Regions from separate parts of the Mus musculus genome. Here region 1 is linked to region 2. Evidence: chromatin loops called from intact Hi-C (ENCODE). Cell type or tissue: gastrocnemius. All regions are shown on one strand. Links, peaks and the distances in the headings refer to the core of each region. The heading gives the core; the rest is flanking DNA. Region 1 has its middle 37 kb from the start of 1700048F04Rik. Region 2 holds the start of Tmem132b (transmembrane protein 132B).

Region 1 (10,330 bases), core at 810-8,809, 430 kb after region 2:
GTGACTTAGCCTTAATGGAAAAAAAGCTAGAGAGAGAGAGAGAGAGAGAGAGAGAGAGAGAGAGAGAGAGAGAAACACGAGAGTTGGTGATGGAGCAATATTGCAGAATGGGCAAACCTAACCAGGTGGTGGGCTCATAAGTGGTCCATTCTGCAACTACTGGTTTCTCAGTTTAAATTTGACTGTTGCGGTTAGAGAATGGCATGCTTGCCCCATGATCCTGGGGTAAGGGAAATGGGCCCAGGTGAGAAGTTTCTTTCATTTTCTACAACAAATGCTTCAATGTTGTTTCAATCTTTAAATGTATATATATGAATGTATTTGTGTGCGTGCACATGCATGTTTGGTGGGTGTGTGGGGGTGTGTGTGTGCGTGCACACACATGTGCATGAGTGCAGTTGCCAATGGATACCAGAAATAAATGACAGATGCCCCTGGAGCTTGACTTATAGATGATTGGTTGTAAGATGAATGACTTAGGAGCTGGGGACTGAGCTCAGGTCTTCTGCAAGAGCATCAAGAGAGCTTAACCCCAGAACCCCCCAGCTCCCAAATTAAGCATTTTTACACATTGGGAGATTTTGTTAGATGTCATATATAGTAGAATTTCCTCTGACATGCATGTTTTGGGGGTTCAGTTGCTGGTGAGGACCAGTGTGGTCAGAGCCACAGAAACAAGCTTGGGTCAAGATGAACTTAATCAAGAGATGTAGGTTTTTTACTTTACTTTTCAGAATCTAATATGGGACTTATACCTGAAACTTCCTTGAGATCTCATGGGTGTGTGTGTCATGAGACTAACTTGTTCCTAGGATCAGCATCTCAGTCACTGGTGAGTATATACATATGACCTGAATCCGTGCACTGACCTATCAGAATATCAATGTAGAACTAGTCAAAATACCCTAATATACTCATTAGAGGTAAAATTAGAATCAAGACCAAAACTAAATATGAAATAATTATTGAAATTAGGGAAATTATATCCAATAAAGTATTATTACACAAAATTATTTTAATTGGCCAATTTTCTTCTTCAATAGACAGTTCTTGAGCATAAAGGTGTGTATCTTGTCCTTGATGAAGGAGATCAAGGTGGGGACATTGTACATACTATGTTCAACTGTTCATGGGGGCGCAGTGAGGGATGGTTAACAAGTGAAGTGGTTGCTGGTGTTTCTTATGGTAGCTTGGCAGAACCAGCAGACAAGTTGTGCCCGAGGCTGAGAAAGGAGTTTGTTTTCATGAGGGACCAGAGAAGACCCTACCAAGAAGACCTTTTTTGTTGAAAATTAAAAGATGAAAAGTTCTGTCCATGAATAAGCAGGATAAAGATGCTTCCATTGGAGAAAACAAAAACAAAAACGAAACAAAAAACATGAGTTCAGAGCCAAGAAGCTAGGAATTTCTAAGCAACCAAGCCCAGGGTATGGTGGGAAGAGAAACGTGTTAATAGTTAGGGTTCTGGAAAAACACCCTACATTTATTCTTAGATAAATTTAATTAATTGAATCTTTATAGTAACCTTATGAAGTAGGTATTTTATCCTGCCCATGGATATATGGGTAAACAGAAACATAGAGAGAAGAAACAATTTCACCCTTAGGAACACTCTTGATAGAATTAGAAATGCTCTTTTACACCAAACTTGCATATAAATGATCCTAGAGGTAGAACTACTAACAGCTCAAAGTGGAAAAGATCCAAGTGGCCATCCATAAACAAATGGGTGAACCCAATGTGGTGTATCCATATGACGGGACAGTATACAACCCCTAAGGATATCATGGTAAGTGAAGGAAGCCAGGCACAACACATTAAATACCATATGATCCCTCTTAAATCCTCAAAATCATGAATCCATAAAGGAAATTGATTGGTGGTTGCAGGGATTTGGAGTTTATTTTAGTCAGGGTTTCTATTATCGTGAGGAAACACCATGGCCAAAAAGCAAGCTGGGGAGGAAAGGGTTTATTCGGCTTACATTTCCAGATTATAGTCCATCATTGGAGGAAGTCAAGACAGGCACTCAAGGAGGAGTGGAACCTGGAGGCAGGAGTTGATGCAGAGACCATGGAGGGGTGCTCAGCCTGCTTTCTTATAAAACTTAGGACCACCAGCCCCAGGGATGGCTCCATTCATGAGCCCTCCTCCATTGATCACTAATTGAAAAAAAAAAATGCCTTACAGCTGAATCTCATGGGGGCATCTTATCAGCTGAGGCTCCTTTCTCTCTGATAATTCTAACTTGTGTCAAGCTGGAACACAAAACTAGCCAGTACAGGGGCCATGGGAAGTAGAGTTGATGACTGCTAGATACAGCTTCCTTCAGAAGCTATAAAGACAATAAGCAATCGGTGATGTTGTTAGTGGAGGTTTGAAGGTAAAAATCTGGGTTCTGAAAGTCCCAATAAGCTGAGTTTGGCCATCCAACCTCCAATATGCCAATTAGAGATAAATAATGCCGAAAAGCAGAAAAGGAGATTTATTCAAATGACCATGTTGAGAAGAGGAACAAATAAGAAGGGTACCCCAGTCTGTCTTCCAGGATTCTGACATGATGTTTAGGTTCAAATAGAAAGCACCAGGCATGAATAAACTGTCCTAGTCAGGTGTGGTCCAGCCCATTACAGACACAGCATAGTCTGTCCAGTAAGGATGGCTGACAAAAATGTCAGAACCGCACAGAATCTCTTCCTGGGAGACAAGGTTCCCCTCTGGTCAGCACCAGAATTCAGTTTTTCCAGCATGGAATTCCTGGAGAATTTTTAAATTGGGAGAGGTGTCATTATTTCAAAGGTCTAATAGCCTAAGGCGCCGAGGAATAGCTGCAACTCTTTAGAGTATGTCCTCTCCTTCCCAGGTCTATCACACTCTTGGGTGTGAAACGCTGCGTGTAGACTCCAACCGATCAAATTAAACACTGGGAGAGGGATTCCCGTAAATTAAATTAGATAAAGTTGAGCTCTAACGAAAAAGAAACACGCCCAACATCACAGGTGCCCAAGTGGCGATTGATGAGATTATAGCAGACATCTGGCTTCTGTTTCTATTTTTTTGTACATTGCAATCCTGTTTACCTGGCACGACTACTGGAGGGAGGGGCTCAGTGTTTACCCCTGTTGTAACCCCCGAATCACTGATACTAGAGAGACTTCAGTGTTGTGCAGACAATTTGCCTCTTCCCCCACCCCTCACGGCAAGCATGATATGCAGACAGCTGGTTTCTGTACTGCCTGTTACTGTACTTCCTGCAGCAGCCCCTCCCCCTCCCCTAACATTAGAATGGCATCCAACACTCCCCCTGATAACTCTCCAGGTGCCAGTCCTTGAGACCTTAGAGAAATAACAAGCTCGAGGGAGACCATGGAAAAAGTAAAAGGTAAACAGAGGTTGGGTCACAGACAGTTACAACGGGCCATAAAATTAGTCCTTGAACAGATGTCCATTAGCCCCCTCTACTCCCCTTTATGTGAATATTCACACTATTCCTATGTATATAACCCCAATGTTTTCTGGACTCAGGGTCGCTTGCCAGCATTCATGTAGTGAGTGCTAGGTGGGCGAACTGAATTCGAACTTGAAAGTAAAAGACTCATTTGCAGCCGAGTTTGCAATTCTTGGTCTCTTCTGGGATTCCCGTGAACTCAGGGCACAACACCCCTTGGGGAGAATCAATCTTTTGCTCTCAAAATCAAAGCAGTGGTGCTGTACTGATGTTTAATTTAAACAATGGAGCTAGTTTGGAGAGTCACAGAGGATAATGTTTTTGTCATTCTTGTCAGCTGTCAGTATTCCTAAATGGATTTTTAGGTTTTATATGAACAAATTGTGATAAATGAGTCATAAGAACGGGACAAAATGTTGACACTTCAAAAACACATATGTTAAGCAGCAGAGATGAGGGCTCAGAGCTTAAGAATGCTTGCTGCTCTTCCATGTTACCCGAGTTTGGTTCCCAGCACTGACGTCAGATGGCTCATGCCTGCCTGTAACTTCAGCTCCACTAGGTCTGCTGCCCTCTTCTGGTCTCTGTGGGAACTGCACACGTGAATTATGCAGCTAAAATACACATCCACAAATGAAAATAAATCTTAGAAATATAATTTCACGAATGTGCGCTTATCATCTGCCTACGTATATTGCATGCTTTGTGTCTGGTGGTCTTGGAGGAACACTGAATGCATTTAATGAGGAACACAGGCGATGGAAGAAACACCAATTTGTAAGCTGATTCCGTCTTGAGCCTGCTTGTCCCTGGTTTGAACTCTAGTTAATAGAAACAAACAATCCCAGAAAGAAGCTGCCCTGGGTCCGAGCCAATCAGGGAATAGAGGGAAAGTGCCTAAAATTTCAGAGGTTATAAATAAATTGATCAAGCTGGCTGAAGTCATCATTGACCAATCCCTGTGTGCCAAGATACCCCTTGCCAAGTAAGGCAACTGCTAGGCTAGAGTCTCCCCCTCCCCACACCCCCCCTGCCTAATTGAGACTGGGGCTCTCAGCACGAATCCATCCGCTGTGTCGTTGGAGGGGTCTGAGTGTCCGAGCTAAAGCTTGAATAAAAGCTCTTTGCTTTTACATATGGATTCAGATTCCTGGTGGTCTTTGGGGACCCAGACATCTGGGCACAACATTTGAGACAGGATATTCTAGCACATTTGGTAAAGACAAGGGCACCGTGGGTTACACCTGCGGTACATACGGAGCTCAAGGAATCTAAACTTGCTCTCTTTTTAAATATTTGGCAAAGTAACCATCCATAATGTCCTCCAGTGGGAAAATTGGTATATTAGTGTTGGGTACACACACCCAGTAATAACTTAATGGCCTCAGATGACTACCTAGTATCCGTCATGGGTCTGTGATTGACTGGGCTCTTTCTCATGCAGCTGCACCAGGCTGGTGGGTAATGATGCTACACACACATCTGAGAGCTTACTGGTTAGCATTCTCTGTGGCTCATTCCTGTGGCAGATGGTGCCGACCTGGGTACCTACTCTGGTTTTGTTCCTCGTTTCTATGTTTTTAGAGGCTTGTCTGGGCACTGGGGAGATCGCTTCATCACGACAGTGTTTGTAGGGCAAGGGCAGGTAGCTGAGTTCCCTCAAACTCATGAAAAAGCTGATCACAGTGGCACGTGTTTGTAATTCTAGAGCTTGGAAGGCAGAGACAGGATTCCCTTGAGCTTGCTGGCCAATCAGTTTAGCCTAATTGAAAAGTTCCAGACCTTGTCTCAGCAAAATGAATGGTCTTAATGATAACTGACACACGAGGTTGTCCTTTGACCTCCACATGTGTGTGCATACATGTACACATGTAACACTACACGTACATGCCCACAAGCCTGTTCCCTTTGGGAAAAGCAACTTGAAATGTTAATGGGTTAAGTGGGGGAGGGGGAGGGGCCCCGCCCCGCCCACATGTTAAATGTGTTTGTCAGTCAAGTAAGTGTTTGAGAGAATCTTAAGGTTTGCTGTTTCCCTCCTTAATTACAACGCTAAACAAGATAATTTACACAAAGCACACCTCACCTCACACCTCACCTCGGTTCACACTCGGAAGCTGTTTTAACAAATTGTTGTTGAGCAGGAGGCATTGGTGCATGACCTGAGAATGCTCGTTATCTGTGGGGAGGAGGAGGTCAGGAGCTTTCCCCTGTTTCTATGTTTTTATTACAGAAAGTTCAAGGAGGGAGCTTCCTTAAAGGGGAAGCTACTGTGGGCTGGGGTTTTATTGACGATGAAGTAGTTCTACCATCATCTAAAATCCATCTCTTCAGGACAGAATAAAAGACAGGGCAGATTTATCATGCGTGCATCCTTGACCTTGAGCTAATTCTCCTGAAATCCCCATGTACTTTCCTTCCTTGAGACATTTAAATGTGCCTCCTTTATATCAATAATAAGTGCATTGATAGAAGCAGTCAGGGTACACGGGGGGGCCCAGCTGAAAGGCAGAAGCTCTGGCCTTCTGAAATGGCTATCACTCTATAAAAACACAGCATAATGTGTTGAATGTCAAGTAGATTAATATGTCAGCCCGGGGAACATTGCCATGTAACACTGTCGCATTTAGATAATTGAATACTCTCATAGTTCTGCATCTTGATCGAAGTTAAAATACCAGGCTTGACATCATCCCTTGCCACAGGATGTTATTTTATCAGAGGCTTTAAAGTCTTTACAATACCTGGAAGGTCGCGTCTGGCCTGTGTACACAGAACACTTGAAGCAGACCCAGCAGAACATAGGCACATTACCAAGCGAAGATGAATAGTTATTTAATGGGGCTTGAAATTACTTCTGTCTGTATGACTCGGATAGAGCAAAGGTTTGGTCTGCCTGGCTCATCGGGGCGACATCAAAAAGACCTGGTTTTGCCAATGTCTCACGGGTTGGTGCATGAAGGTCTGTAGGTAAGAGATGTTCACTCTGTATATCATGCCTTTTAACCCTTCCTTTGTAGAAGTAATTACATAAATTTTTAAAAGTATCTTTTTATTTCTTGTAAATCCTCAGCCTTAAGTATAATATTAGCTAGAAAGATGAATGAAGAAAGAAGTCACCATTTAACCAATAGGTGTTTGTATTGGTATTCAGATGCAATACCAATCTGAAGAAAGGAAGTTATATTTTTACATGTAATATACTGGCTTTCTACCAGAATAACAGTACTAGCTTTTCCCCGAGGGCCTATGGTCTAGCCAGTGATGTAGTTTTGGCCCAGTTAACAAGACAAGACATGAGTTCTGTCTTGTCTTTAAATCCAACCCGAAAGTGGTTGGTTATTCCCATAAGGTTCATACCACTAGTACCCCTATGGGCGCATCTTGCCAGCTGATTGTTATTGCAGCTTGCAGGGTTCACAGCTGGGTGAGATTCTTGGGTCCTTTTCTCACCTGGTTTATATTTGTCTCCAAGGCTGATATTAGATCAGACCCTGTGTTATCCCGTGTGCTTCCAGACTCTGACCCATATCTGCATTTTATTGAACAAATGAATTTGGCTACTAAAGACTGTAAGTAGTTGGCATTCTTAGGTAGAGGGTAATTTAGTCTAAGCCACGGAGGACCCATTTATTCAACTAGGCTAGGTTGCTTCCAGCCACTTCTGAACTATTTTGAGTTTCTGTTTGACTCCTCCTTAGGAAACAGGATTAATCATTATGTGGCTCCCTGGTGTTGTGGTTCAGCTTTGCTTGGCTTTCAGAGGCCATGTGCATGGGGAGGCATGGCTGTGGAGTTTGTGGCTGGTGTCAAAGTTGGCAGGGGGAAAGATCACTGGCTTGTTTTGGTTTTTGTGAACTAAGGCATTTTAAGCAGCTTTTAAGGAAAGCTTTTAACTTTGGCTCCTGGGATATATGAGTGCAGTGTGACTTGCCATTTGCAAGGAAACAATGTTGAACTAACTATAAGATGTCATTGGTGTCATTTGTCTCCCCGCCCTCTGAAATGTCAGCTCTCAGCTCCATTAGACAGTGGCTCATCTTCCCAAAATGAGATCCAAGGATGGATGTGCAAATAGACACAAAAGCATAAGAGCAGGGGTGGGGGAGGTGTATGTAGAGCTGTGTATGTGTGTGTTTGTGTGTATGTGTGTGTTTGTGTGTCTGTGTATGTGTGTGTGTGATTGTTTTTCTGTGTGTCTGTGTATCTATGGTGTGTCTATATGTGTGTCTGTCTGTCTCTGTCTCTGTCTCTGTCTCTGTCTCTCTCTCTCTCTCTCTGTCTCTCTCTCGGTAAGGTGGTAAAGACTAACCCACTAATGACCAGCTCCTCTTTGCCGCTCTCTTCCTCTACCTCTCTTCCTGCCCCTCAGTGTCTCTCTTTCCCTCTCATCTCCTTCTATCTTCATCTCTCTCACATCTTCTCTTCCTCTTTCCTCTCTTTATCTTTCTCCTCCTCTCTCCTCGCCATGTCTGTATCCCTCTCTCCCTCTCTCTCTCTCTCTGTCTCTCTCCTCTCTCCTTGCTGTGTCTCTTCCTCTCTGCCTCTTTCGCTCTCTGTGTCTCCCTCTATCTTTCTTTTCTCTCCTCCATCTCTCCCCGTCTTTTCACTGCTGACTCCCTGAGCAAATGCACTCTGTTTGATGGCCCTGCTGTCACCAGCCTGCTCCTGCAAACCCATCTGCCATCTCCCTGTGAGTCCTTTGCCAGCAGAGATAGAATGACATTTTATTACCCCCCAGTAACATTTGCTGATACCAGAGTGATGGCCTTTTGTTTTTAACAAGTTGAGTGGGAATGTTGCTCTACCCTTTCTCTGTCTTGTCTTCCCACAGCCGTGATTTCAGACTGAGGTCCGCCTCCAAGGGTCTGATCTGTGTCAGCTAAAACCAGAGCTGGTGGTGACCAACTACATCGATGAACTCGCTCCCTCCTTCTCTCCCTTTCTCCATCCTTCGGAGATCTAATGGCACAGTTCCAGCTGTGAGACGTGGCACCCTTGAGCTTCCTTGTTACAAGCTTGGAGAGATAGCATCAGGGTGCCAAGCAGGTGACTCCTCAAGAAATATTGGCTGATCATGTCTGTTTAAGGCATAGGAAAAGTGAAGCATGATTTCCTTTTAATTCCAGTTGCTCTAGAACCCTCTTATGATCTGTGTTGTGGCTACCCTACCTCAGTGTAGTGACCTGCTTTCTTGTTTGTTTATGCTTTGTTGTCGTCGTTGCTCTTAAGGATAGGGTCTCCAGTAGTCCAGGCTGGCCTTGAACTTCCGATCCTCCTGCCTCCACCTCTTGAGAGGTGGGATGATTGGTGTGCACCTCCGTGCTGCATCTGTTTACATAATTCTGATAAATATATATCTCACGGCAAGTTTATCTCATCACTGGACATGGAAGCATGGTACTGATTTCTACATTTATACGGATGGCATGAAGAGAAAATGATGTTCAATAGCAGTAGAAAAATAATAATTCAGTGTTCTTCAGTGTCCCTTTCTTTATGGGGAATGGCCTTTTGATGATGGTTCCATCCTCCATCCACAGGGGAGGAGCCTGATGGTTGAAGGAGAGTGTGGGAACATTTGGGAGGACTGGCTTCCTGGACTGAGCTGGAGTATCCTCACTTGGGCCAGGTGGCAGAGGAGACAACCCTGTCTCTTCTCTGCCCTTGTTTAATTCTTGGTAGCTCTGGAGACTCTTGAGAGTTGAAAGTCTGGCAAGTGCTCGCATGCAGCTCTTGGAAGATAGAGTCCTGGTCACCTCGATGCAGTCACCAATTGGAGGAGTTATTATGGCTGAGGGAGCAAGCCCTGTGCTGATCTCCAGGCCCTCCGACTGACCCTATCTGCAAGAAGGCCTTGAGGACCTGGTATTCACTGTCTCCCATTATTAGACTTCGAGATGTTCTCAGAGAACCAAGGCAGCTGGCCGCCAGTTTGCAGACCCTAGAGCTGCAGTTTCTGGTGGTAGTAGCTCCCAGTAAGACCTTTAGAATAGGCTGTTTGTTTGCAGGGGTGGCAAGACACATCTATAACTGTTTTTCTTCTTAGGCAGAATCTGGAAAAGGGGGGTTTGTTCTCTTGGTATCCTCCATTGGCAAGAGCCATTAGCAGACAGTGTGCCACTCCCCTGGGATTCTGTGAGGAGGTGCCTGGGCAGGGTACAGAGCCACCTCTTTTCTGGACTTTGCCTATAGAAGACTGGTCCATGTGTCTCTGCCTGACTAGTCCTTCTTTGGTGATGACAGCTCTATTCTAAATTACAAATATCTTCAATACACCAAGCCTACAATTTTGAAGATGGTAGCTTAGAACGGAGCTATACTTAAAAGGCAGCAAGTTGAATTAAAGTAGTAAATAACTATCCATGCAGGTATTAAGTGCAATAAAAACAATTTTAAAAGTAAGACTTAGTTCTCCCTGTAAGTGGAGAGATATTTCCTCACTTTTCCTAGATCAGCTGTTCCAGAGAGTTCCTAACTGTAAAGCTTTGCCTCCTGTGTGTGTGTGTGTATGTGTATGTGTATTGCGTGTGTACATATGTGTGATTTTCATATATATATATGCAAATTAGTTTAAAAGCTAAATATGCCCCTTGCTCCTTTATGACCTGGAACTCCCTTTTATTAGGATCCTGGGATGACATCTTAGATATTCCTTCACCAAGAATAGATAACAGAGCAGGAACCAAAAATTTCCTGGTGCCTCACTCCAAGTTGCAATATCAGCTCTTGCCATAAAAATAGGGTAAGTGTGTTTTTGCTCTGCATAAAGCTAAGTGTGTGTGTGTGTGTGTGTGTGTGTGTGTGTGTGTGTGTATGGGGGGGAGGTGTTGCTGATGAGATAGCTCAGTGGTTAAAGATCACTTGCTGTTCTTCCATAGG
Region 2 (10,330 bases), core at 1,035-9,034:
TTCCTGTTTCGTTCCTCCAGCCCTCTTTGTTTCTTCTTTCACTCCCGTTCCTCCTCTCATCTGCCCCAGGTGCTGCCCTGCCAGGAACTCTTCAGCTCCTCTCCTGCCACTGCTGTTGGTGTGGCCACCACCGCCTCTGCAACTGTGGTAGCAATCGAGGAAGTGAAGGGGCTGGAGCGATAACTCCATCCTTAAAAGCTCACAAGCAAAACTTCAAGGAAGCAGAGAAGGCTGCTTCCAGGTCTGGACCCGTGAATTAGCTCTGAGGCTGCCAGCTACCTCCATTAATGGGTGGGAAATTTGAATGTGGGCGTGTCCACTCTCTTCTTTTTCTGTGACTCGCTCAACCACTTCTACTCAGGATAAATCCTGGAGGTGGGCAAGGACAGGCTGGAGAGATGGCTCAGCAGTTAAGAGCACATACTGCTCTTACAGAGGTTCAGTTTGGTTCCTGGCACCTACATCGGATGGATTGATGCTACTTTTAACTCCAGCTCCAGGGGATCTGGCGCCCCCTTCTGGCCTCTGTTACTACTGCATTCATGTGCGTTTTGAGCATGCCCCAGGCATCCTCGAGGGTCATTTTATCATCACCGTGACCTTACTTCATGCCAATATTTCCTGCTCTTCAGCTGCTGAGAAGAATCTTCTCATGGACCTTGAAGATTCTGAGTCATGACACCAGCTGGACCCAAAGCCACAGCCTGTGCAAGCCCTGAGTCCCTCCTTACTTAGGGGTTTGTCATAATGAAAATGTCATTGCTGAGTCCTCTGGTTCAGGGGGAAACTTACAGCTTCCTGTTGGCTACACGCAGGGATGAGAAGAGCCGGTTGCTTATAGCCGGCTTTGCTCAGAAGATCACGTGGGACTACAGGTGTCCCCTCCACAGACAATCCCAAGGTCTCCCTACTCTGCTCTGGGCTAAGGGATCCCTCACCGCCACAGGGCTGTGAACTCCTCACACCCTAGAAGCTAATTAGCACGAATCTTGGTGTGACACTAAACGCTCTCTCATTTCCCCACAGGAAGGGCTCCTGAACAAAGAAGAGAGGATATGGAGAATTTATGAGAGTTAGGAATGATTTAAGAACCACATAGGCAGATGTGGTCAAGGGAAAGGGCAGGCAGATGGGAGAAACCTGTGGTGTCCTGAGGACCCAGGCCCCATGTGCAGAGAGCAGGATGCTGGGTTTCTCCGAAGCGTCTGGATTCATACACTGAGAGGGGCTGGCAATGCTCAAAGGTGGAGCACATACGAGTGCATTCCACATTATGTGTAGACTTCCAGCACATGGACACACACATACACACAGCCCCCAAATCCAACCCAAACAAACAGACAAATAAAATCCCAAAGCAAAATAAAACAAACAAACAAACAACAAACAAACAAACCAGTAGCAGCAACAGCCACAGCAGCAGTGGCTTTAAGAGTATTCTGACAGTCTGTGGCCTCAGCTCCAGGGGACTTTGCTGCCCTCTTCTGGCCTTTACCGGTACTGCACACATGTGATGTACATACAGGAAGTCACATACTCCTACATGTATATTAAGTAAATATATATAAAAGGTGATGACATTGGAGGTGGCAATGATCTCCCCAAACACGTACATTTCATTGTAAACGTCAATATTTACAGATTTGGGGTGGGTAAGGAGCTAATTCTGTTGGAATATTCCACTTATTGAGCGAATGGGACGCAGCGAAGCGTTAAAACTGAATCAAGGGACTGAAGGGGCCGGAGCCTTCACTCTGCTGTTAAAGGCTAAGGTTCGCAGGCAAAACTTCAAGGAAGCAGAGAAGGCTGGGTCTGGAGCTGTGAATTAGCTCTGAGGCCACTGGCCACTGCCACTAAAGGGTGGGAATTTGAATGTGTGTGTGTGTTTTGTTCGTTTGTTTTGTTTTTTTTCGAGACAGGGTTTCTCCGTGTAGCTCTGGATGTCCTGGAACTCACTTTGTAGACCAGGCTGGTCTTGAACTCAGAAATCTGCCTGTCTCTGCCTCCCAAGTGCTGGGATTAAAGGCGTGCGCCACCACTGCCCAGCTTGAATGTGTTTTATAAGGAGACCTGTATTAGACAACCTCTGACTCCTTCTTCCACAGTGTGGATTTAAGGGTGCATCTGACCATGTATAAGAAAAGCAGCTTAGACAGACTTTCCTTTGCCCTCTTTCTCTTTTTTTCTCTTTTTTGCCTCCATCTCCCCCCCGCCCCCCCGGCCTGGTCTCCCCCCCCCCGCTGTGCCCCCCATTTTTTGCAAGTGTAGAGGCTGAAGTAGAACATCAAGTGCTCTCTCTCCCTTTCCACCTTAAATCCTCAAGACAGGGTCTCTTACACTCCTTGTTTTGGGCCATGTATCCAGCTGTCTCGGCCCCACATTTCAAGGGTTCTGGGTGCTCATGGCCACACCTGGCTTTTCACACAAGTGCCGGGGTTCAAACTCTAATGCTTCAGGGTTGCACAACAAATGCTCTTACCAACTGAGCCATCTCTCCAGCTCCTTTCTTTCCTTCTTTCCCCTTCCTCCCTCTGCAACGCTGAGGATGGAACTTGTTCCACTTCTGAGCCACACTCCAGCCTCAAACCTTTGTCGTCCCCCCCCAGTGAAACACAGGGGGCCCTTTGGTTTTTCCTCAGGGAAACTGATGGAACTAAACAAGGACTATCCTAAGGGCAGGGCCAAGTGCATCTTTCAAACTGTCACACAGAGAAACATTGTTAGGCAGCATGAGAGATGCTTTCAATATAGAATGCTTGAAGCAATGCAGTCTCGTGACAATGCTGTCACATGACACTCTCACTGAGTTATTAGGGTTTTACTGCTGTGAACAGACACCATGACAAAGGCAACTCTTATAAGGACAACATTTAATTGGGGCTGGCTTACAGGTTCAGAGGTTCAGTCCATTATCACCAAGGCAGGAGCATGGCAGCATCCAGGCAGGCATGGTGCAGGCGGTGCTGAGAGTTCTACATCTTCATCTGAAGGCTGCAAACAGAATACTGACTTCCAGGCTGCTAGGATGAGGGTCTTAAAGCCCATACCCACAGTGACACACCTACTCCAACAAGGCCACACCTCCTAATGATGCCACTCCCTGGCCTGAGCATATACAAACCATCACAGGGGTGGGGAGAGAGTGTGGGGAGAGGGGTATGGAATGCACCCAAAGACACTCCAAGTGTCATCTAGGTTTTGTTTTCTCAGTACCTATGTCTTGAGTCTGTGTCAGGAACACGGGATTTGGAGAACTACTTACCCCTCAAAAAGCCAGCATAGGAGAAGAAACATTTTGTATGTATGTATGTGTGTGTTTTCTTCTACTTTTTGACATACATTATTCAAGTTGTTCTGTTGAGAGCTAAATATGCACGACTGACTGACTGTCCATTCAGGGCTCTCCCAAAACCGGCATCTATCATCCAGGCTGTTTCTGGCTGCAAGTCAAGAATGCCTGAAGGAGCAGCAGAGTTTAAGCACCACAGTGTATCCTCTCAGAGAATGGTCTGTGCAGGATCAGCCCGACGACACGGTGGCTAAAACTTTCTGGAAAAGCGTTTTGCTTTCTTCCACCGGTAGAAAAGCAAAGAACTGCTGGTGGGCACTGGCATAAGTGGTTACGGGAGCCCCTCCCATCACCCCCTCAGTCAGCAAGTGGCCAGAAGGACTACATAGTGAGACCATTTCGGTTTAAAAAAAGCGATTGTTGTGCATGACTATGAAGTGGGAATGGTGATGCTTTATATGTAACGCAGCACACGTGTGGCAGTCAACTCTCTCCTTCCGTTGTGGATTCCGGGGACTGAAGTCAGGTGTGTGGGGTGAGTGTCGTTTCCTGCTGAGATCTCTTGCTTTTCCTCCCATCTGGTCTCAAGTCACAGGCTTATGGGGGACTTCTGGCATCTTGTTAACCTGCTCTTCAACCCTGAGTTTCATTTCCTTCTTTCTTCTTTCTTCCTTCCATTCTCCCTTCCTTTCTCCCAGGATTTGCACTTGGGGTTCCTTGTGTCAAGCCTGGTGCCTGGTCTAGCCCAGCTATTGGGGATGGAGAGCCTCAGCCCCAAGCTTTCCTGATTCCCCGGGCGAGGAACCTGCACCACCTAGGGATGCACTACCCGCTTTGGCCACAAGATGGTAATGTTGCTCTTTGTCCAAAGCCCAGAGGCACCTGGGCAGGGTTTTAGAGGCCAGGCTTGGGAGGGTCCCAAGGGAACAGCCACCTGCTACTTCGGGGTGGTCAGAGCTCTACACCTCAAGGTCAGGTTAGATTTCCCTTACCACACTACAGAACCAGGGCGAGAGTCATTTCCAACCTCAGCTTCTTTGTGTATGTATAGAACCTTGGGAGTCCTGCTTGGTACTCCCCAGGCCAGGTGAAACATGGGGATTTGAAGTTGAGCAGGGATGAGAAGATACACTTGCTGAGGGAGCTACAGGGTCTCCTGGTTATACCCTCAGCTCCTCAGCTCTTCTGGGCCCTCCAGACCCCTCTGCTTAGAATTTCCATAAATACTATCAGAAACACCGGCTTGGTTAACACGCAGAAATCCTCGCCCAGTGAAGGTACAGGCCAAAGCAGGGACGCTCAGAAAGCGTTAGGGGTTTCTACAAAGTCGCACAGCAACTAACCTGCCTTCTCCCTGTCAGCCATTCCACAAAACAGACCCCTCCTTCCTCTGTGGTATTACATCATCACCAGCAAGGGTCAGCTGGGGAGCGCACTCCGGCCCAGCTCTAGAGGTTCTCTGAGATGTGATGAGGTACCTCTGAACTGAACGGGAGTGTGTGTGAGGTGGGGGTAAGGTAACCGATGCCTTCCATCACCCCCGGGGATTTATGGATCTTGGCTTGTGGCCTGCCTTCCATGTACTATGCCCCTACCAAGGAAGCCATAGAATCCCTCTGGTCACAGATCCTAGCTCTTGATGACCTGGTCCAATACACCCTGGCCTCCCTCTGGCTATGGCTGCAGCCTGCGCTATCTCCATCACGGGGCTGCTGTTCAATCCCAGTTCCTCAAGAGTGGCGGTTCCTGCTGTGTTTACTTCTTGAGTCCTCACCATCCAGCCCAGGCCTCGAGCACAGTAGGTGCACAGCTCAGTGATATTCGCTAGTAAATGAAGGAGAGGTGGAAAAGGTGACTGGAGTGGCACCCAGAAGTACCTGAGGTTGGGTAGCATCCCCTACAGCCATAGTCACCAGGGAGAGGGGACACACAGAACCTCTGAACTCAAGAAGAAACCCAGAACCCAAGCGGGGTGGTGGTGGCGCACGCCTTTAATCCCAGCACTCAGGAGGCAGAGGCAGCTATACAGAGAAACCCTGTCTCGAAAAACCAAAAAAAAAAAAAAAAAAAAAAAAAAAAAGAAAGAAAGAAAGAAAGAAAGAAAGAAACCCAGAACCCACTGTCCACCTATTGATGCCTTTGCCAGGAGCATGGCAAAGACAGGATTCCTTATGAAGGAGGGCTGCAGGCAGAGCAGAATTTGTTCTTGGTAACTAACCTGCTCCTGCTCCTTATTCTTTTCTTCTTTTTTAAAAAATTGTGGAAGAGCCTGGAGCTGCCTGGACTAATGAGTCCCTACTAATGAAGTAGGTCCACCAGCCCCCTCACCAGCTGGGAAGGCCGGAGTGTGCTGATACTCGCCCATGGAGGCAAATCAGACACGGTGATAACGGCTGCAGCGAGCATGAGGGTGTTACCCTTGGCGGATCGGGTCAGGGGTTTCCTGTGTGCATTCCTGGGAATACCAGCTAGAGGCTGCCCTGACTTTATGTCTCAGGTTGGGAAATTGAGGCTCTTTGGAGGATTATGAGTTTTGCCTGCCCTGGGTTCTCAACTAAGGATGCTGGGCCACAGTCTGCATCATCCCTGTTGACTGATTTGAGGTCTGACCCATCTTTCTTTTTTTCTTTCTTTCTTTCTTTCTTTCTTTCTTTCTTTCTTTCTTTCTTTCTTTCTTTCTTTCTTTCTTTCTTTCTCTCTCTCTCTTTCTTTTTCTTTTTCTTTTTCTTTTTCTTTTTTTTTTTTTTTTTTTTTTTTTGGTTTTTCGAGACAAGGTTTCTCTGTATAGCCCTGGCTGTCCTGGAACTCACTTTGTAGAGCAGGCTGGCCACGAACTCAGAAATCCGCCTGCCTCTGCCTCCCGAGGGCTCGGATTAAAGGCGTGCGCCACCACTCCCGGCTTCTGACCCATTTTTCTACGCCAAGCCAGGACACCAGAAACTGGTGGCAGGTTGAGCAGAACCCAGACTCTAATTCAGGTGTTTAGACACCACAGCCTCTGTCTGGCTTTGCAGCCTGGTGAAGGGAACTTCCAGGGCCTCTCAGAGAAGCACCTCGGAGCTTCCCTGTTTCAACCTGTCGCCTGGACTAGGCTGTGCATTCAAAGGGACTGTAGTTTCTTGGTCCCTGTAAGCTGGGACTCTCTTCCCACGCCGGGCTGAAGCCTGGCCCACTTCGTGGACATATCGGACGACCTGCCTTGGTGGCGGAGCCGTGCCTCCTCTCCCCACTCCTTAGCACAGAAAGAGCGCTCTGATCTGCCTGAGGCTGGTAGATACTCTTGCGGGCTCTCAGGCCACACCACATCTATCACGTGCCCTAGTCTGCGCGCAGCAATCTATCCCTCACAGATGCCTCCTCTGCGGGCCTCTCCGGTAGCTTGCTTGCCTTCTCAACCCCGGGGACGCCCAGCGTTGCGCTCCCTCCCAACACTCCCTGGGAACCCGCTCCGCACTCTAAACGCTCTCTCTGTCCCTGCCCGACTACCTATTCGGGTCTCCACAGGCCTTGGCGGCCCTGTGCTCTCCCCTGGGAGTGAGTGACACATCCTGACGCTTAACCGCTGGGTGGCCGCCTGGTGTCTTGGCCCGGAGGAGGGGAGGGGACTGGGGGGGGGGGAGGACACCTCCCTGCCTCCTCTTTTTCTATTCTTTAACATCTCTGGGTATGTTCCTCCTCTCTCTTCCTCTCTTCCCTATTCCTCTTCTTCTCCCCTTCCTTTCCTCCTTTCATCTCCTTCCTTCCCTAACTCCATCCTCCTCCCTCTTCTTCTAGCCCCATTCCTCCTCCTCCTCTCCCTCCTCCTTCCTCCTCCCTTCCCCTTCTCCCTCCTCCTCCTCCTTTCCTGTCCTCCTCCCTCCTCCTCCCTCCTGGCTGCTCCCCTCCTCCTCCCTCCTCCCTCCCCTCCTCCCTGCTCGGCTCGCTCACTCTCGCGCTGGCTGGAGGGGCGGCCGGCAGCTGGCGCTGGCCGAGGCGGCGGCGGGATGGGACGCGCGCTGGGGCGCAGGAGCCGCGGCGCCGGCGGGGGCCGCGCAACTCCGGCCAAGTGCAGGGCGGGCGCGCGCTGAGCCCGGGCGCCGTCTGCAGCCGGCGGCCGAGCGCGGAGCTGAGAGGTGCGGGAGGCGGCGGCGCAGGAGCGAGCGGAGCCCGGCGCCGGCTCCCGGGAGGACCATGCGGGCCCCGGCCGCGTCGCTCGGGCTGCTGCTGGCGCTGAGCGCGCTCCGCTGCGCAGGTAACGCGGCCGCGTCCCCTCCCCGACCCCGCGCGCAAAGTTGCTGCCTGGGTCCCAAGTCCCGGGCGGCCGCCGCCTCCTGCTCTTGGCGGGTCTGGGGAGCCCCGGGCGGCCCAAACCCCGCGCGCGTCCCCTTTGCCTCCTCTCCAGTCCCAGCTGCCCTTTGGATCCTTTTGGGGCTCCGGGAGCCACAGGCAGGGCTCCCTGAAATACCCCTCCTTACGCTGCCTGGCACCCGGGCCCCGGGGTCTGCTGGAGATGTAGTGGCCCAGCGTCCGTGGATTGCTGTCCTGTTGTCTGGACACCTGCGGGGCCTGGAGGTCGTCTGGGCTGGCCATGTCTGGCTTGGCTGCAGTCCTTCCCGCGCCTGGTTGCCCCTCTGTTTCCAGCCTCCCAAAGCTACCCGCTCCCCCAAGTGGCTCCCGCTGTCTCCCAAAGTAGCTTCCGCAGGCAGCCAGGTGACCCTGCCGCTCACCCTCTGGAAGCGCGGGTCGTCCCAGCACCCTGACCCATACGTGGTCTAGCAGGACCCGGGAGCGTGGTCCGCTCAGGCACCTAGTGATGTCTAACGTGAAGGTGTTCAGAGCCCTCGCCCCGGGATCCGGGAGTCTGGCTCCAGACTGGCACCTGCGCAGCTGTCGCCTAAACCCCGCGAATGGGGGAAGTCAGAATAGCCAGTTATATGCTGTTTGCAGCCTGGGATGGAGTTGGCTAGGTTCAGCCACCTCGGTGTTGCTACGTGTTGGTTGTAGAGGAAGCTTATCCTAAAATGACAGTACCCCCCTCCCCCACCCCAGGCAAGTAGAGACAATCCCAAAGGCTGGGAAGAAGCGACAGTCACGAGCCCTGTTCATGTGCGTATGAGGGCTGTGTTCTCCAGACCTTTAAAGCCCACGTTTTGGGAGCAGGTAGCTTTAGACTGAGAGCTTCGCTTCCCATTCCTTAAAACAAAAACCGACCGTACAGATACCCAGAACGCGGAAGGAAAAATGCACCCTCAACTTTGCGGCTCCGACTGCCTGGGTGAGGTCGCACTTAGGAGTAAACCTGGATGCCAACTTGTTTGGAAGGATGACTGTGCATAGGCAAAAGTAAATATTGCCTTCCTTCTAGATGACCTCAAGTGACCCCAAATATTTACTAAGACTTTCCCCTTGGAGAGATGGTGGCCAGCCTTGGGCTTTGTTTGCACCACTGGAGGATGGCTCTGGTCCTCAAGTGGAGGGCTCTTCCTTGGCGCCGTTAATGAGCAACCTCGAGCTGCTTGCTCTTGGAACTCCCCTGTGGGTTGGAGAGGGGCACTGACGGGGGTCCAGGCCATTTCCTCAGAGCGGAAGCTCTGAGACGCGGTTGCCAAAGTGCACAGTCCCTCGGACTTGCAAATTACAGTGTTGTGGCTATTTTCTCTCTCCACGGGGGTCAGCGTTCGCCTGGCTGTGTTCAAAAAGCCATCCTGGGCAACCTTGAAGGAGGAAGCTGCCTGTTTCTTGCCTTGTGCCAGAACGAGTCCCCTCACCCTGTCCAGCCCCACCCAGCTACAGAAGAGCCTGTGCGTGGATGGCTCTGGGAGGCTTGTGGTAGAAGAGAGGATGTGCCACCCCTGGGAACTCATTCCCGGCCCTCCTAGGAGGTGTCAGTGCAGCTCTCGGCTGCATAGCTTGCCATACTTTGGGTCCTCGGTTGCCCATGCCTTCCATCGGTTCCCACCAGGGACATAAAGAGAAACACAGTTTGCTAAGCCTATATTTAGCTCCAAAACAAGGGTGATGTTTCTGAAAGAGCTGCCTACACTTGGTTGGTTGGTTGGTTGGGAGTTAACCAGCTTCATCTAGAACTGGCTGCATTTTCTAGATCGTTTCTGGACCAACCTTAGATTGAGTGGCTGAGACCCTGGAAGTGGGGCTTGAAGAGTTCAGCTGTACGGAGGCGCTCCTATAGCACACGTTCTGTTGCCTGTGCCCTCTTCCTGCGTGGGCAGCTACCCCGGGAAGGAGAGCGGTGGGCGGACTTCTTGGAGCTTCGTGAGGGCTGAAGCATACGGAATTGCACTTGGTTGGAGTCAGCACCAATCCTCCGGCTTAGCGACTAGGGGGCCCCATCATTCAAACCGTGTTTGTTCATGCTGTGGCTTTGGAAGTTAGTGATGCAGAGACAGACCACTGTCCCCTGGGGGAAATTGACAAGCCTTGCTTTGTTGACCCTTGATGCTTTTGTTTGGAGAGGGTGTCTGTGGAATGGGGTAGATAGGGTTCTCCACCTTCCTCCACCCGAGCCCCTCCCTCGCCCCCAGCCTTGCTAGTGACAAGTTTGCAAATCGTAGGGACGGCGCTGTTGCCTTGCAAGTCACAGGGCTTAGTCCTGCTTGGCCCCGTGTAGTAGTCTATTTGTTCCTCATTACACCACGCCTTGGGAAGGGGTGGCCCCATGGTGTGGGGAAAAAATGCAAATTCCGTCGCAGCCTCCAGTGATTTAATGGCACTGGGGACCTTCCCAGAGTAAATCATCTGGCACCCCTCCTACAGCCAATGGCCAGAACCGGGAGATGTGGGGGGTTTCCTCAGGAGCTCCGCTTTAGTGACTGGAGCCAACAAAGAGCGGGGGCGGTTGCCATGATCCGGAGGACAAAAAGGAGTCCCCTTCTTTACTGGCTTGGAGTCTGGGAGGGTGGTTTCAGGCAGTAAACTTCTCAAGGGTTTCCTTCCCAGAGAACCCCTGGTTCTGGGTAGCCTGTATTCTTCTGCATCTCAGTTTGAAAGTGGGGGATGGAAAGAGTTCGTTTCCCCACAGACCTAGGAGGAGGAAGAGAGGGA

Evidence for each region. Peaks named below come from ENCODE experiments on the same cell type or tissue, not always from the same donor. Only the 100,000 strongest peaks of a DNase experiment are listed, where the experiment ranks them.
Region 1: it touches region 2 in a loop (4-fold over the local background); 9 of 42 quality-filtered maps call a loop at or near these places.

The regions. Positions count from the first base shown.
Region 1 is chr5:125,960,224-125,970,553 of GRCm38, forward strand. No RefSeq gene overlaps it. Among named protein-coding and RNA genes, the nearest start is that of 1700048F04Rik, 37 kb to the left of the region's middle. In gastrocnemius, for the core only: a CTCF peak has its summit at 4,026 (motif pointing left); DNase peaks (open chromatin) are centred at 4,030 and 8,120.
Region 2 is chr5:125,525,171-125,535,500 of GRCm38, forward strand. Tmem132b (transmembrane protein 132B) reads left to right here and starts at 7,248. Exons shown (of 9, transcript NM_001190352.1): 1 at 7,248-7,520. The coding sequence starts at 7,460. In gastrocnemius, for the core only: a CTCF peak has its summit at 1,492 (motif pointing left); DNase peaks (open chromatin) are centred at 1,487, 4,148, 4,832, 6,763 and 4 more places; H3K4me3 peaks cover 1,151 bases.